Regions from separate parts of the Mus musculus genome. Here region 2 is linked to region 1. Evidence: chromatin loops called from intact Hi-C (ENCODE). Cell type or tissue: left cerebral cortex. All regions are shown on one strand. Each heading gives the region's core, and the rest is flanking DNA. Links, peaks and the distances in the headings are about the cores only. Region 1 holds the start of Metap1d (methionyl aminopeptidase type 1D (mitochondrial)). Region 2 has its middle 5.9 kb from the start of Slc25a12.

Evidence for each region. Peaks named below come from ENCODE experiments on the same cell type or tissue, not always from the same donor. Only the 100,000 strongest peaks of a DNase experiment are listed, where the experiment ranks them.
Region 2: it touches region 1 in a loop (2.5-fold over the local background); 5 of 42 quality-filtered maps call a loop at or near these places.

The regions. Positions count from the first base shown.
Region 1 is chr2:71,447,988-71,456,707 of GRCm38, forward strand. It overlaps Metap1d (methionyl aminopeptidase type 1D (mitochondrial)), which reads left to right and starts at 5,351. Exons shown (of 10, transcript NM_025633.3): 1 at 5,351-5,411. The coding sequence starts at 5,372. In left cerebral cortex, for the core only: a CTCF peak has its summit at 5,233; DNase peaks (open chromatin) are centred at 4,703 and 5,327; H3K4me3 peaks cover 1,246 bases; H3K27ac peaks cover 750 bases.
Region 2 is chr2:71,369,326-71,378,045 of GRCm38, forward strand. No RefSeq gene overlaps it. Among named protein-coding and RNA genes, the nearest start is that of Slc25a12, 5.9 kb to the left of the region's middle. In left cerebral cortex, for the core only: a CTCF peak has its summit at 3,933 (motif pointing left); a DNase peak (open chromatin) is centred at 2,672.

The DNA.
Region 1 (8,720 bases), core at 581-8,580:
CTGTGGATCAAGATGTTGCCCTCTCTAGCCCGGTGTGGTGACGCACGCCTTTAATCCCAGCACTCGGGAGGCAGAGGCAGGTGGATTTCTGAGTTCGAAGCCAGCCTGGTCTACAATGTGAGTTCCAGGACAGCCAGGTCTATACAGAGAATCCCTGTCTCGAAAAACCAAAAAAAAAAAAAAAAAAAAAAAAAAGATGTTGCACTCTCAGCTCCTTCTCCAGCACCATGTCTGCACGCGGCCATATTTTCCACCAGGATGACAATGCACTAAACCTCTGAACCTGTAAGCCGGCCCCAATTATTTTCTTTATAAGAGTTGCCGTGGTCATAGTGTCTCTTCACAGCAATAGAACACTAAGACACCCTGTCTGGTTCCATTCTGGTCCTCTTCCCTTGAAGAATGCTCAAGAGAAGGCAACACGCTGTCTGCTGATCTCCTGTCTATAACTGTCTAGATTCTGAAACTCTATGAGCTCCATTGTAGGGGAGGTGGGTGCTCAAGTAGAAGCAGTGCCTGGGGCGTCATTTGCACAGAAATTCTAAGACTGAGACAATGTCGTGGAAACTAAGGAGGGTAGGTGGGTCACTACAACTCCTCTCTTGTCCTGGCACCCATCTTGGTCCTGGAGGACGAGCACAAATAACAAAGAGAAACCCCTCTCACAGCTGCCTCACGCACGGCATGGCTTTCTTTATGAAATGTGGAGAGTGTACCTATTCTCTCCAGAATTTCTCCTAGATGACCCAGTGACATAGACATGATGGTCTCAAATAGCTGGTAATGGACACATGACATTCCTCCAACAAGTTTGTTAAAAAGAGTGCCCCAGAGACCACCTGCCCAAACATATAATTGTTTATTGCTGAACCTTAACTTTTAAGGGGTTCAGCCAGTACTAAGACCGGCCTCTGTAATGCACAAAGGTTATGTTTATGCAGCCAGCACTCCTAGTTCATGGAAAGAACTGCTCATTTGGCTTAAAACATGTAAATAAATAAAGCATTTCCTTATCCGAAAATTGGACAAATTAAAGGGTAGGATTGGAAATGTTCTTCTCAAGCCACAGAGTAAAAGGTTAAGAAATTAACCTGAAATCAAATCAGAAAGCTAAGTTTTCGGGGGGAGATTCAGAGGGCAAAGCTGAGGGGCAGGTCAGGAAGAGAGAGTGACTCTAGGTTAGACATTGAGCTGTAGGAAGCTGAGCAGGTTCCTAGCCACCAACTTCCCCTAATTGACCAGGGAACCAAGTTGGTAGCCATTATTAGTTCACAGGGCCTTAGTTCAGTTAGCTTTACAATGTCCATATATGACAAATGTTTCTATAAATCTTTCCTAGTTTGCTTTCCATTGCTGTGATAAAAAACCATAACCAAAAGCAACTTAGGGAGGGAAGGGTCTATTTCAGCTTACAGTTGTAGTCCATCACCAGAGGAAATCAGGGCAGGAACTGGGGGACAAGGACCTGTAGGCGGGAATTGGAGCAAAAATCATGGAGGGGTACTGCTTACTGGCTTGCTCCCCATGGCTTGCTCAGTCTGCTTCCTTATAGCACCAAGACTACCAACCCACAGTATCATCCACTCCACATCAATCATTAATCAAGAAAATGTCCCCACAGACTTACCTACAAGGAATATGATGGAGGTGTTTTCTCAGTTGAGACTCCTTTTCCCAGGTCTCTAGCTTGGGTCTAATTAACAGAAAAAAACAACTGGGACAAATGCATTTGCCCCTGTGCTGATTTGAGTGAGAAATGTGTCCCATGGGCTTGTGTGGTTGAACTTTGATTCCCAGTTGGTGGCGCTCTTGGGGAGGTTTTGGTGCTAGCCTTGCTGGAGGAAGTACTGAGGGTGGGCTTTGAGATTAAGTGGCCGAACCCTACTTCCAGGTTCACTTTCTCCACTACACCCTAGCCACTCTGCCTGCTGCTCTGCCTGCTGGTTCACAGCCAAGCTTCCCCACCATGAGGGACTAAAACATTCCCCTGGAACTAAAACCCAAAAAAACTATTTTGGGGATGTGTGTGTTGGGGGGTGGCAGGGAATGTGTTCGAGACAGAGTTTCTCTGTATAGCTCTGGCTGTCCTGGGAACTCACTCTGTAGACCAGGCTGGCCTTGAACTCAGAAATCCACCTGCCTCTGCTTTCCAAGTACTGGGATTAAAGGCGTGCGCTACTACTCCCAAAACTCTTTCATCAATAAGTTTCATCTATAAATTTCCTTGGTCATGATATTTTATAACAGCAACTGAAATATAACAAATATAACAGACTAGATTTAAAAAAAAATCTTGCATTATGGGTAATCCTAGAAAGTATATAACATTTTAAGTTGTGTCCAAAGATTATTTTATCTCATAATCCCTAGTGCATTTAAAACTTAAAAGTACAAATTTATAACAAATTATGTGTGGCATAAAGTCTTTACTTATGTATTTCTGTATCTATTTATTAGTAATCTTTCCTTTTGGTTTAAAGTTTTCATACAATGTTTTGAGCAGGTTCTTTTCCCCACCCCTCAACGACAAATATAGAATGCTCCATGAATTTGCATGTCCTGTGCACAGAGGCAGTGCTAATCTTCTTCATATGTTTCTAATTTTGGTATATGTGGTGTCAAAGCAAGGGTGCAATCTTTAATATTAAGTAAAGAGAAAGGGTAGACTGTTAAGTTTTTCAAGAACATGCAAGGAGAAATTTATTTTAGACAAGTAATCATAGACAAGTCATGTTGTTTTGTTTTGTTCTGTTTTGTTTTAGACAGGATCTCATTGTGTGCCCTTTGGATGGCCTGTAACTAACTATTGTAGATCAGGTAACCTTGAGCACACAGAGGTCTGTCTGCCTCTGCCTCCCAAGTAGGATTAAAGGTGTACACCACCATGCCCTGCAAGTCTTTTTTTTTTTTTTTTTTTTTTTTGCTTTTGAGACAGGGTTTCTCTGTGTAGCCCTGGCTGTCCTGGAACTCACTCTGTAGACCAGGCTGGCCTCGAATTCAGAAATACTCCTGCCTCTGCCTCCTGAGTACTGGGATTAAAGGCATGTGCCACCACACCTGGCACCCAGCAAGTCTTTTATGTGAACAGTGTATATATGCACATAAGCACAAGCATGTGTATGCATTCCAGAAGTCAATGTCATGTGTCCTTTTATGTCACTTTCCAGTGTCTATGTACCAACTGTGTTCCTAGTACCCATGGAGGTGGTGAACCACCATGTTGACTCTCCTAAATGGACATGGTATTGAGCTGCACCCTAAGGTCTTATCTTTATACCCATACATCTGTGTGTTTCTTAATCTTCCTGAGAGAAACTTCTTTTTGAAGTAGATGGAGATTAATATAAAGACTGACAACTGGCCAATGTGCAAGATTAATAGACTGTGCTCATCCCTAAATGGGAGATATATCTCTATCTAGATCAATATCTATCTCTTTATCTATCTCTATCTATACCCTCTCTCTGTCTCTCTGTCTGTCTGTCTGTCTGTCTCTCTCTCTCTCTCTCTCTCTCTCTCACACACACACACACACACACACACACACATACACACACACACACAAACACACACACACATACACACATACACACACACACACACACACACACACATACACACATACACACACACACACACACACACACACACACACACATTCCCTAACTCCAAGGTTCAGGGGATGATCTCCTAAGAGGGGAGCTATGAAAAGATTCTAAGGGCCAGAGGTACAGGGTGACCTCTGTGGAAGTGTTTTCTGGATGAAACAGGACCAAGGCACACATGGATTCATAATGGCTGTCACTACACGCACAAGACCTAGCTAGCCGAGATCTCAACATAGATTGGGACAAGGACACAAAGTCCCATTCATAGCTGACAATTGACAGAGCTACTGAGGGGATGAGGGTGGTCAGTTTTCTCCAGGGTTTCTGCCCCTGAAAGGATCCCCGTGCTCCAGTAGATGGCCCTACATTCATGTGCATACTGGCAGTAGATGGACTCAGTGTGTTAAAATAAAAGCACATGAAGTTGAAAGGGAAATGTGGTGGAAGGGATGAGCAGGAGTTGGAGGAGAAGGATGGGGGCGCGTGGTGGTGCTGGGAGTGTATTAGACAAAAACACATTCTATGTGTGTATGATATTCTCAAACAAAAAGAATACCCTTGGATTAAGTGTTCTCCGATTTGAGGTTTGTGATGAGTTGAACTCTGCCTCCTGAGGTTAAAGGTGTGCCAGTTGAGCATGTGGACTCTTTTATTTTTTATTTTATATATGTAGTACAGTGTAGCTATCTTCAGACACACAAGAGGAGGGCATCAGGTTCTATTAAAGATGGTTGTGAGCCACCATGTGGTTGCTGGGAATTGAACTCAGGAAGAGTCCTAAGTGTTCTTAACCGCCGAGCCATCTCTCCAGCCCGCATGTGGATTCTTTAAAATCAATGAGAAGACATCCACATATTCACAAGGAATCCTTATCGATCTCGACTGCATTCAAAGTCCAGAAACTGCTACACTACAGTTTGGGTTCTTTCACCATACACATCTTGGGGTATCATGGTCTGTGTTGAGCACAGGAAGCTACCAAGATGGATAACACCTGGTCCATGAGCGTCTGGACTCCACCGCAAAACAAGGGCAAGAGGCACAGAACCTGGTGAAATCGGGCAACAGTATCATCGAAGGTACAGCGGCTGCCTCACTTGCCTTGACATAGGGGCTATGCAAGCTGACATGCGTCATTCTTTAAATATCTAATTTAGGGATAACAGCAGTTAATACTGCCAAGCAGGAAGTGTCATCAGGGAAGGAGAAATCCTGTGAAGATACCCACAGGGCCACATAGGTGTCCCAACTATTCTATTCTGGAGTCTCTGCTGAGTAATTAATATTCTAACATTGCAAAGGGAAGCTGATCAAACTGATCCAACTTTTTCAACTAGTTGCCTGGAAATGATTTGTAACCGAATGAAAGGCGATGAAAGTGCTTTGTTGCACACTAAATTGTGTTTGTTTGTTTGTTTTTTTTTTCCTCTCGCCCAACTTCACGTATCCATGCACCAAAATGGTGATTCTATAAATACTGGAGGCTACACTTACATGACGACTTTCTTCCATCCCTGATGGGTCTGGAAGCTCAGAGAGAGAACTGCGGCCGGAGCCAGCCTCTCCTGGTGGAAGCGAGCTGGCCGCAGACGGAGCTGCTGGCCTCGACACCAGAGGCACTCGCTAGCCCGGGCTCCTGCAAGCCAGCTCACGCGCGCGCGCGCACTCGCCTCCCACTGCTTCAGCGCTTCTGGGCTTTGAGAGCGCGGCTACTCCAGTGGGCGGAGCTGCGAGGCTCTCTTGGCCACGTGACCGGAGCCAACATGGCGGCGCCCATCGGCGTCCCCCTGCTCGTCCGTGGAGGTAAGCGATCGGCATACGACCGCTCCAGGGCTACGCGCCCAGAGACACGTCCGCGCGTGGGCTTGGTACGCACGTGCGTACTTTCAGTCGGACCCGCGTATACCATACACGTTGGCACGCTGCAGAAACAGACACACGTTTGTCCTCTTCTTACCATGTTGCTTGAGTGCTTAGTTCTTGAGATTTGTGGGTCGTTACCTGAAGTTTTCTTCCCTCTCTTTACTTGTGTGGTTAGTGTTGCAGACGTATCTACCAGCGACGACGGTGAAATGCGCCGGAACACTCGGTTTAGAGCTGTTGGATTGGCATGCCTTTTTGAGAAACTTGTAAAAGGTGATGACAGTCATGATGACTTAGGAGAGCTAACGATGTCAGGGGCATTCCAAACAGATGCGTTTCCGGCGAATCGTTGTTGAATTAGTACTAGGTTCGGATTCTTTGCTAGCAAGAACTCAAAAATAGGTTCAAGAAGGACGAAAAAAAAAAAAAGGAACACCAACGACTTTAGATACAATTTAAGTGCCAGGCACATAGGAACGGTTTTAGGAGGTAAATATTTTCAGAGCAATACTCAGCACGTATTATATACCTTCCGAGCCATCTCACCAGTCCAGCTTAACTTAATACAATCCCCTTTTGTGAAGTCAGATACCAACTTATTTGTGTGTATCTAAGGGTGTGTAAAAAAGTTTGACGTTGACATGGAATGGTGTCCACAAAAATATATTATTTGGAATATTTGGAAAAAGCAAGTTGTAGGACATTAAAATTACATATATTTGTTTGTCTGGTGTATGCTCAAACAGGTGCCAAGGTGTGCATACAAAGGTCACAGGGTCATAGGAGAACTTGTGGGAGTTCTCCCATTATCTGTTTTTCAGACCATGAGGCTTGGTTCAGGCTTTACCCACTGAACCATCTCACCAGCCCAGTTTAGCTCAATACAGCCCCCCCTTTGTGAAATCAGATACTCATATATTTGTGTAGTTATATTTGTGTGTATATGTGTATCTAATATAATACATACAGAGAATGACATACACGATTCACGGCTTTGTGAAATAAAATATTCAGTTTTTATGAAATGCCCATATTTTCCAAAGCACTCAAAATATAGTGCTACATATCTTAGAGGTTTTTGGCAAAGATGACTCTGGTCATTCTGTGTGTACCCAGAACTTCTCATCACTTGAATGATCTTGTACATTTAATACAACTTGTTCATGTGAAGATTAGATTTTCTTTTTTTAGCCTTTGAAATGTTCTTCATAGGAGAAATTTCAAACACACAACAGAGCGGCAAACTCTGCATACACATTGTCTGCTCACAAATCATGTGTGTAGAGACACTCACTTCTCCACCCCAGCCACAGTGCCTCCCACGATGGTATTATTTTAAAGGATGTCCTAGGTATATCACTTTATTTGTAGATTCTTTTGCCTATGTATCTCTGAAAACTGTGCCTAGGGAGTATAGCTCAGTGGTTAGCACCCATAAGCCTTGGTTTGGGGTTCCCCTGCTCCATAAGAGGAGAAAGAAAGAAAAAAAGGAAGGAAGGAAGGAACAAAGAAGGAAGAAAAGAAAGACAGAAAGACTGAGAATCCTACTCATTGTCTTGTATATTGTACTTATTTTTAGAATTTCTATTTAGCTATTTATTTGTTTTAAGACAGAATCTCCTGTAGCCTTGAACTCCTGGTCCTTCCGCCTCTACCACCGTGTGTTGAGATTAGTGGTGTAAACCACCCGTCATACTGGGCATTTCTCTGTCAGTTTCTCTGTTCAGATTTCCCAGTCATGCTCTTGTAACAATTGTTACATTTTATTTTATGAGACAGGGTCTTGTGTAGGGCGGGCTTGAATTCCTGGTCCTTCTGCCATTTCCAAGCATGTGCTGCCACACCCAGTAAACATAACAACTTTTTAAAAAAAGATTTATTTTTTATTTATGTGCATGCATGTAATCCATCTTGAGTTTACGTGCACCACATATGTGCAGGTACCTGAGGAGGCCAGAGGGAGTCATATCCCCTGGAACTGAAATTATAGGCAGTTGTGAGCCATAAGATACAGGTTATGAGAATCCAACTGGCCAGATCCTCTGGAAGAGCAGTAAGTGCTTTTAACCACGGAACCATCTCTCTAGCCCCGTAACGGCTATTTTAAACACTTGAAATCAGAGTTTCCCCACAGTCTGTCTTATTTGATGATGGTGGTGATGATGGTGGTGATAATTGATTGGCTACACTTTCCTGCTTCACAGCTCATGTAACATAATTATATATGTAACACAATGACTGGTATCTTTTGGAGATTATGTTGATTTTTTTTCTTTAAAATATGTTGAGTATTAGGCAGGTAGTTTGGTTCTCCCACACTTGGTGTTATCTTTGTTAGAACAGATTTTTTTTTGGGGGGGTGCCTTTATTTTTAGGGGAAATACCAGAGGTCTTACTCCAATGTAGAACTCAGTAAAGGTCAGATAGTATCTTAGACTTTTGTGAGCAATATTCTCTGTTACAATTACACAACTCTGCCAAGTACAAGTGAACATAGCTGTGTTCTAATAAAACTTCATTTACAAAGACTAGCAGCCAGCTAGATGGGATTTGTCCTCTCTTGCTCTGTTAACAGGCATGATTCTTAACTCCTAAGCCTAGACTTTCTGGGATCTCAGTTGCATGCTGTCGGGGAGGCTTGGTGAGGTTCGCTCAGGGAAGTGTGTTGGCTCTGGACGTGAACTGGAGCTCCTACTTGTACCAGCCCTGCAAACCCTGGAATCAGTTCAGCTTGCAGCCTGCAGCAGCTTAGCCTGATAGATTCTGTGGAGTGTTGTGTTCTTTTCCAGCTGCTTGCAGATCAAACCTCTGTTCTCTGACTTAGCCAAGCAGTCAGCTGGTGCACGGGCTCACTTTCCAATGCCACATCTGGGGAGGTTTTACGGAGCAGAAATCTGGGAGGTGATTAAATTTGTTTTCTCTTAAAGGCTCACTGTCCTCTGCATTGCCTGGTTGCTATGCTGTGTGATAGAAGAGGGTTGTTAGGATCTGAGAGCTCATGCATTGTAGACAAATAGAGAACTATAACTCACTGTGATTTATTTGACTTACTTATGCCTTCACAGCCTTGTTCATCATCAAAGGAAGTCTGGGCAGAAATGCAAACAGGGCAGGACCTGGAGACAGGAGCTGATGCAGAGGCCGTGGTGGGGTGGTGTTTACTGGTTTGCTCCCTGTGGCTTGCTCGGCCTTCTTTCTTATAGAACCCAGGACTACTGACTGGCCCAGCGGTGCCCCACCCACAATGGG
Region 2 (8,720 bases), core at 243-8,242, 79 kb before region 1:
GAGCCCAGTAAAAGCCAGACATTTAGCGATTGTGTTTACCCAGGACCTCAACCATATTTGGTTTTTTTTTTTTTTTTTTTTTTTTGGTTATTGTTTAGTTGGTTGCCTTTTGTTTATTTGTTTTGAGACAGGGTTTCTCTGTGTAGCCCTGGCTGTCCTGGAACTTGCTCTGTGGGCCAGGGTACCCTCAAACTCACAGAGACCCACCTTGCCTCTCTATCCAGAGTGTTGGGATTAAGGGGAGCATAACTACATCCAACTACTATTTTCTTTCTTTCTTTCTTTTTAAGATTTTATTTATTTATTTTATGTATATGAGTAAAGTAGCTGTCTCCACACATACCAGATAAGGGGATTGGATCCCATTACAGATGGTTGTGAGCCATAATGTTGTTGCTAATTGAACTCAGGACCTCTGGAAGAGCAGTCAGTGCTCTTAGCCACTGAGCCATCTCTCCAGCCCTTATTTTCTTTCTTAAGTGAGACATGCTCCTTTAAATTAAAAAAGGGGGGGGGGGGGCGTAAATAGTGATGGAAAACCAGGTTCCCATATGTGAGTGACTGCTGGGCCTTTATCTTTTGCCATGCACAAAAACTTCCCTCAAAATGTATTTTTAAAGGGGAAACATAAGATCTACAGCCATAAAACTCCCAGAAGGAAACGCATGGAACGGGGAGCTCTCTGACACTGCCTCAGGTAGTAACAATCACACCAAAGCCAAAGCTCGGGTCACAAGTGAGACTGCATCAAACTAAAGTGCTTCTGTGCAGCAAAGTGAAGAACAAAATGAAGAGGGCAGCCTACAGGTTGGGAAAAATATTTTTAAATTATTAACATCCGAGAGTCATATTGAGAAAACTTATACAACACAGTAGTAAATATCCTCTAATCAGTGAATGAAAGATTTGAAGAGACAATTGCTCTAAAAATGATATAAAAAAATGGTCAAGGCGTCGGGTGGTGGTGGCACACGCCTTTAATCCCAGCACTCGGGAGGCAGAGGCAGGCAGATTTCTGAGTTCGAGGCCAGCCTGGTCTACAAAGTGAGTTCCAGGACAGCCAGGGATACACAGAGAAACCCTGTCTCAAAAGAAACAAAACAAAACAAAACAAAAATGGCCAATAGGTATCCAAAAAAGAAGCTCAAGATTGTTTATCACCAGAGAAAGAGCAAATACTGTGACCTGTCACTCCCAACCCCCCCGCCCCAAGACTGTTATCAAGAAAAGAAAAAAAATGCTACCAAGTACCAGCAAGGGTATAGAGGTGAGGACATTCTTATCTAGTAGAATCATTTAGAAACCAGTACAAAGATTCCTAGAGATGTTAAATTTTATATATGCAACTAAAAATGTATATACATAACTAAAAATGTATATGTATAATCTAGATCCCACTTCTGGTCCTATTCCCAAAATATACAAATAATCACATTGTAACTGTACCCACTCTTCTATTTGACAGGTCATAGCAGTTCTGTGGAAGGCATCAACTGTGTCTTATGTCCTGTCTAGTACCCCTCCTAAACTGCATGTAGCAGCCCTGTAGGGAGTGTGTGTGCACCACATCCATCCAGAAACCTATAGAGATCAGAAGAGGGCAAGAGATTCCCTAGAACTGGAGTTACAGGCAGTCGTGAGCAGCAACGTGGTTGTGAGAAACCAACCTGGGTCCTCAGCTAGAGAAACGAATCCTCTTAACTGCAGAGCTATTTCTCCTGTCCCAATTACAGTGACTTACAAGTATTTCTTTTCTTTCTATTTATATTTTATTTTATTTTATTTTATTTTATTTTATTTTGATGTAGCCCTGGCTATCCAGGAACTCCCTCTATAGACTAGCCTGGCTTCAAACTCAGAGATTTGCCTGCTTCTGTCTCTTGAGTGTTAGGATTAAAGGCATGTGCCACTGCCACGCTGCTAGAAGTTTTTCTTTTAAGTCATAAATATTATATAGATTTTAAAATTTTTGTGTGTGTAACACACACACACACGGGGTCTGAGGAGGCCAGAAGTACACATCGAACCTCTGAAATTGGAGTTACAGGGAGCTGTTAAACACCCAACATGTTTGCTGGAACTGAACTCAGGTCCTCTAGAAGAGCAGCAAGTGTTCTTACCTACTGAGCCATCCCTCCAGTCACAATGAAGTTTAAAGAGCTGGTGAGATGACCCAGGAGCTCGTCTTTGCTGCACTTGCAGAACCCTGGTCTTCTGTTATCAGAACCCACAGCCTATGCTCATAATTGCCTGTAACTCTTAACGCCAAGGGGCCTGATGCACCACTCGGGCATTTAGCGCTCGCTCTCTCTCTCTCTCTCTCTCTCTCTCTCTCTCTCTCACACACACACACACACACACACACTACAATTTAAAACTGAAGTTTTTTTTTTTAAAACCTTTCATCAGGTGTCAAATGGGAAAGCAGCTTAAGGTAATAATGGGGTAGGGCTAGGATGTTGCTGTGACAGAGTGCTGGGTTAGCAGGTGCTAGGGTCTGGATTAGGGATGAAAGCAGTGGGGTAAATGTTCTCAGTGTAAGGAAAGAAACTGCCTAGCTGATAGAACAAACATCCTGCCAAATCCTTCTGCCGCCTGCCCCTCCTACTCCTCCGAATTTACTCCGATGCTGTTTTTACTCTCTTCTTCCAAGAGACCAATGTAGAAGATGGTTTGGAACTGATCCAAACTAAAGAGAAAGTCTCATTTTAAAAATTGTGTGTGGGCCAGAGAGATGACTCAGTGATTAGGAGCACCCGCTGCTCTTGCACAGAGCCTGCATTGGATTTCCAGCACGCATGGAGTAGTGCATAGCCACCTGTAACTTCCATTCTAGAGGATCCAACACCCTTTTCTGGACCCCCTACATACCAGTCATGTACATGGCACACAGACATATATATAGGCAAAAAAACCCAAAAAAACCCACAAAAAGAAATAATAAAATCTTAAAAGCACACCTTCAATCCCAGCACTTGGGAGGCAGAGGCAGGAGGATCTTGGTGAGTTTGAGGTTAGTGTGGTATATAGAGTGAATTCTAGGACAGCCAAAGCTACACAGAGAAAACCTGTCTTGAAAAACCAAAAACTCGGGGCTGGAGAGATGACTCAGTGGTTAAGAGCTCCGACTGCTCTTCCAAAGGTCTCGAGTTCAAATTCTAGCAACCACATGGTGGCTCACAACCATCCGTAATGAGACCTGACTCCCTCATCTGGTATGTCTGAAGACAGCTACAGTGTACTTACATATAATAATAAATAAATAAGTCTTTAAAAAATGATTTAAAAAAAAAACAAAAACAAAATCACAAAACACAACTAAACATGCACCTAGCCTATGATTTGCTAATTTTATCTCTCTCTATTTAATCAATAAAAATAAAAATATATGTCCTGTGCCTGCCAGGGATGGTGGTTCATGCATGACTAATCCCAGCACTTTGAAGTCTGGACCAGGAAGACTATAATTTTAAGGCCATTGTGGGCTGTATAATAAATCCAAAGACAGCATGAGCTGTGAAATGAGATCCTATCTCAAAAATTAATTAATTAATTAATTAATTAATTAAAACCCTGAACAAAAGGGCTGGAGAGATGGCTCAGTGGTTAAGAGCACTGACTGTTCTTCCAGAGATCCTGAGTTCGATTCCCAGCAACCACATGGTGACTCACAACTATCTGTAATGGGTTCTGATGCCCTCTTCTGGTGTGTCTTAAGAGAGCAACTCATTTATGTACTCAACATACATAAAATAAATACATCTTTAAAAAAATTAAAAATAAAAACAGCTGTACAAGAATGTTCATAATTGGGCTGGAGAGATGGCTCAGCGGTTAAGAGCACTGACTGCTCTTCCAGAGGTCCTGAGTTCAATTTCCAGCAACCACATGGTGGCTCACAACCATCTGTAATAGGGATCTGATGCCCTCTTCTGGTATGTCTGAAGACAGCTACAGTGTATCTACATCCAATAAATAAATAAATAAATAAATAAATAAGAATGTTCATAATCACTCACAACTGGAATAGCCCAAATGTCCAAGTATGGTACATTTGCAGAATGGAAGATTATTCTAAAAATTGTAAAGGGAAGCAGGTTTTTGATACACATGACAACATGTATGAGGATAAACCATTGTGTCAGGTGGTGGTAAATGCTTTACATGGAATCACAGCGAACATAAGAGCTAACACCAGATAATGTCATTTATTTAAGGCGCTAAGACAATCAGAACTAAAGTATGGAGGGAAAGTGATTCAGAACTGTGATTTCCAGCAAAGAAGGCTTGACAGGTAAAAGGCATAAAGGATGTATCTGAAATGATGACAGCAGTCTACTATTTATGCTAGGGTTTAGGTACATTTGTCAAAGCTCATAGAATATGTACTTAAGCCTTATACACATCGTTACAATGTGCATAAAGTTTTCAAGAGAAAAGAGTTGAACAAATATTAAATTATAACATAGCAATGCTATGAAGTGTTGTGTCTTACATTTATTTATTGAGATAGGGTCTCATTATATTGCCTTGGCTGACGTGGAACACACTATGTAGACCAGGCTGGCCCCAAACTCACAGCAACCCATCTGCTTCTACCTCCCAAGTGATGGGATTGAAGGCATACACCACTCCATCTGGCTTAAATTTATTTTGAAATGTATCAAAGACACGAGGAATATTTATGAATGAGGAGAAAGGGAGAAAGAGAGAGAGAAAGGGAAAATAGAAGTTTACTGAAATACTTGTTCCACTTTTCCAACTTTCTGAAAAATTCCATAATAGCATCAGGAAATTGTATCAAGTCTGTATATGACCAGCCATAACATACTCCTGCTACTCAGCTGGAAATGCTAATGAGACCTATTTCTTTATTTTTACATATTTATTCCTTATTACTTAATTATGTATATATGTGTGGGGGTATGTACATGTGTGCATACAGCTGTCCTCTGAGTCCAGAAGAGGTCCCTGAGGTCCCTAGAGCTGGAATTAGAAGTTGTGAACTGCTTAATGTGGGTGCTAGGAAGCGAACTCAGGTCCTCTGCAAGAGTAGTGTGTGCTCTTAACCACAGACTATAGTCTTCAGCTCCCAGATCTATTTCTTAACCACTGACAGATCTCTTGCTCTGCTGGAGGGGAGGGAAATAAAACTGTTAACTACCTGGCAAGCCACACAGCCCCTTGTGGGCAGGGGAAATCTGTGAAGATTATATTGCATAGGGGAGGTGTTTTCCTTCCCACAGATTCAGACAATAATTGCTGCTGGGCATCGGGAATGTTTGGGTAGCTGTATGTGTTTAGTCTAATCATGACCCACAGGAAAACTGAAACGAGCTTGTAGAATCTTACTTGCATAACCTCGGGAGGAACCAGGCGTGTTGTCTGAAGCCTAAATTGGAGCTCTCCTGTTGGATTGTACCCAGGGTGTAATTCTAGAAAAAGAAACTCAGGCAAGATTCTGCAAAGGGGCATGGTGACCTTGGATTGCTCAGCCAGGAGAAAGACGATAAGATGAAACCAACTCCTTTGAGTAAGAAGTTTCCTAAAGGGGAGGCAGGCTTGTACTGAGAAACCCCAAAGTTTACCAGAAAGAGAGGTGGTGTTTAAGTTTGCTTCTCTGTTGAGAGATAAGTGCAATGACACAGAAAACACAGAGAACTCCTGCTTACTGGCTCGCATTCATACTCCCGGTCAGCTATCTTTCTCATACAATCCAGAAACACTTGCCTAGGTGGCACCACCCACAGTGGGCAGGGCCTTCCTCTATCAATTAACAATGAAGAAAATGCCTAAGACATGCCAATCTAATGGAAACAAATCCTTAATTGAGGGGCCATCTTCCCAGGTATCTTTAATTTGTGTCAAATTGATAAAAAGACCAACCTGTGTACGTGTACACACACACACATTCCACACATGGGCAGTGGGGCAAACTTTGAGAAAAGGAAGTAGGAATAAATATGTCACAAAGAATTCTTTCTTAAAAAATTACTTGTGTGTGTGAGTGTGTGTGTGTGTAAGTTTATGTAGAAGTTAGAGGACACCCCGCAGGAGTTGTCTGCTTCCACCACATGAATCCTAGGGATCCAACTCAGGTTGTTGAGTTTGGCCACAAGCCCCTTTATCTGCTGAGACATCTCACAGGACCAGAAACTCTTTCTTAAGTATGACACTGGAAAAGTGAATGAGTCCAGTGTTGTGGTGTATGCCTGTAATCCCAGTAGTTGGGAGGTAGGAACAGGAGGGTCAGGAGTTCAAGGTTGGCCTGGGAACCCTGAGATCCTGTCTAAGCAAACAAACAAACAAACAAACAAAATGTTGGAACAATAATATAATCCCTATTAAGCAGGGTGCACAGCATGTGCCTGTAATCTTACCTTTTTGGACATCGAACCAAAAAGATTATGAGTTTAAGGCCAAGGCCAGAGTCTGGGGCAGTGGGACTTCAAAACACACACACAGAGGGAGAGGGAAGGGGAAGGAGGGGGAGGGGGGGGAGGAGGAGGAGGAGAAGGAGGAGAAGAAGAAAAAAGAAGAGGAAGAAGAGGAAGAGAACAAATTGTACTGATCAGAATCATAGCAAGAGCATTGACATTAGAATGCTCTGGAGAAGCAGTGTGAAGCAGGTGAAGAGCAGTAGTTGCACCTGCAGGTTAAGGGAAAGAAGTGGATAGGTCTGTGGAGTGGTTAATGTTCTTTTAATCAGAAAGAAGGCAAGCTGAGAACAAAGGACAAACTTAACTGGAATTTAAGGTCTCAGTCAAAGCTGCTCTCTCCATATTTTGTTTCTAGTTGTCCTGACAATATGATTCCATCTTAGGGCAATGGCACCGTATAAGAAATGTACATGAAAATGATCTAAGGGTGGGGACAAACCCTCCACCAAATGTCCCATGGCATGCCTGTGATCTGGCGATACATCTCAACTCATACAATTATGCTCAAACCAGTTATTGCCTGCATTTTGAGACCGCGTCTAATACTACCTGCTTCTCTTTCAAGCAGGCTCAAACTGTGGTACATCCTGAAGTCACAGAGTTCTGAGTTTTATTCCTCACTCTAGATGCTTGAAAAAGATGCTCCAGAGAACCGGCTCTAGTCGCTTGCTCTGTCCTGCTCTGTTGTCACTGCAAGTGAAAGTAAGGCAGGAAGTCAGAAGTCTGAGCACATGGTGCAGACTGTGACTTATTACCCACGTGGAAGTCCTCGTCCTAACCTTTCAGCGCAGCGTTATCTGAGTCTTAGATTAGCGAGGGGGGGGGGGTTGTTGTAAAGAGACACCATAACCAAGGCAAGTTGTATAAGGAACATTTAAGTGGGGCTGCCTCACAGGTTCGGAGGTTCTGTCCATTGTCATGAAGCATGGCAACATCTAAGCAGACTCGGTGCTGGAGAAACTGAGAGTTCCGAAGTCAGCTGGGAGAAAGCTGACTCTTCTATAGTGGGCGGAGCTTGAGCACTGGGAGCCTTCAAAGCCCGCCTACACAATGAAGCACTTCCTCCAACAAGGCCACGCCTCCTAACAGCACTTCCCATGTGCCAAGCACATTCAAACCACCACAATCTGTGAACAAGTTTAGTCTTCCTTCTTTGTTTTTTTAGGTTTCTATTAAGCTGGGCATGGTGATGTACAGCTTTAATCCCAGCACTTGAGAGACAGAGGATGGTGTATCTCTGAGTTCTAGACTAATCAAAGCAGCATAGTGAGAGCCTGTGTCGAATATGGTTTTTAATTTTTTAAAAAGATATGTGCATGTGTGTCTGTGCGTTTGTGCATGCATAGGGTCCTTGGAAGCCCGATGACAATCCTGGAGTTAGAGTTACAGGTGATTATGAGCCGCTAGATGTGGGTGCTAGGAGGTGAGCGTGGGTTTTCTGCAAGAACATCAGTCTTTTAACTGATGAGCCATCTCCCTAGACTTCCCAAGTAGAGTTTGTTTTGTTTTGCTTTTGAGACAAGCAGGCCTAGAACTTACTGTGTAAACCAGGCTCATAGATATCTGCCTGCCTCTGCCTCTCAAGTGCTGGAATTAAAATTAAACCAATACACCTGGCCCTTTTACGTTTTTTTTAAGGCTATGTTTGTTTATGCATATGAATGCTTTGTCTGAGGGTGTGCCTGCACATGAGAACAGAGCATCCTAACCCTATAGAGATGGTTGTGAGTTCCGAAGTCAGCTGGGAGAAAGCTGACTCTTCTATAGTGAGCGGAGCTTGAGCACTGGGAGCCTTCAAAGCCCGCCTACACACTGAAGCACTTCCTCCAACAAGGCCACGCCTCCTAACAGCACTTCCCATGTGCCAAGCACATTCAAACCACCACAATCTGTGAACAAGTTTAGTTCCTTCTTTCTTTTTTTAGGTTTCTATAAAGCTGGGCATGGTGGTGTACAGCTTTAATCCCAGCACTTGAGAGACGGAGGATGGTGTATCTCTGAGTTCTGTGGTTGCTGGGAATTGAACTCAAGAGCTCTAGAAGAACAGAATAGCTGAGAGGTAGGAAAAAAATCAATACACAGAAAGGAGAAATGCAGCCTTCCTCAGCAAAGTGATAATTCTTTGAGAGCCCTGTGACTGTACAGCAGTGTGGATTTATGAGATCTGTCAAAGGATGTCACTAATTGTGTGTGACACAGCATAGCAGAGTGGGAGAGGGGATTGTGGTTTAAAGAAACACCTGGACAGATCTTCAAAGCCCTTTTTCATTTGTTTGCGTT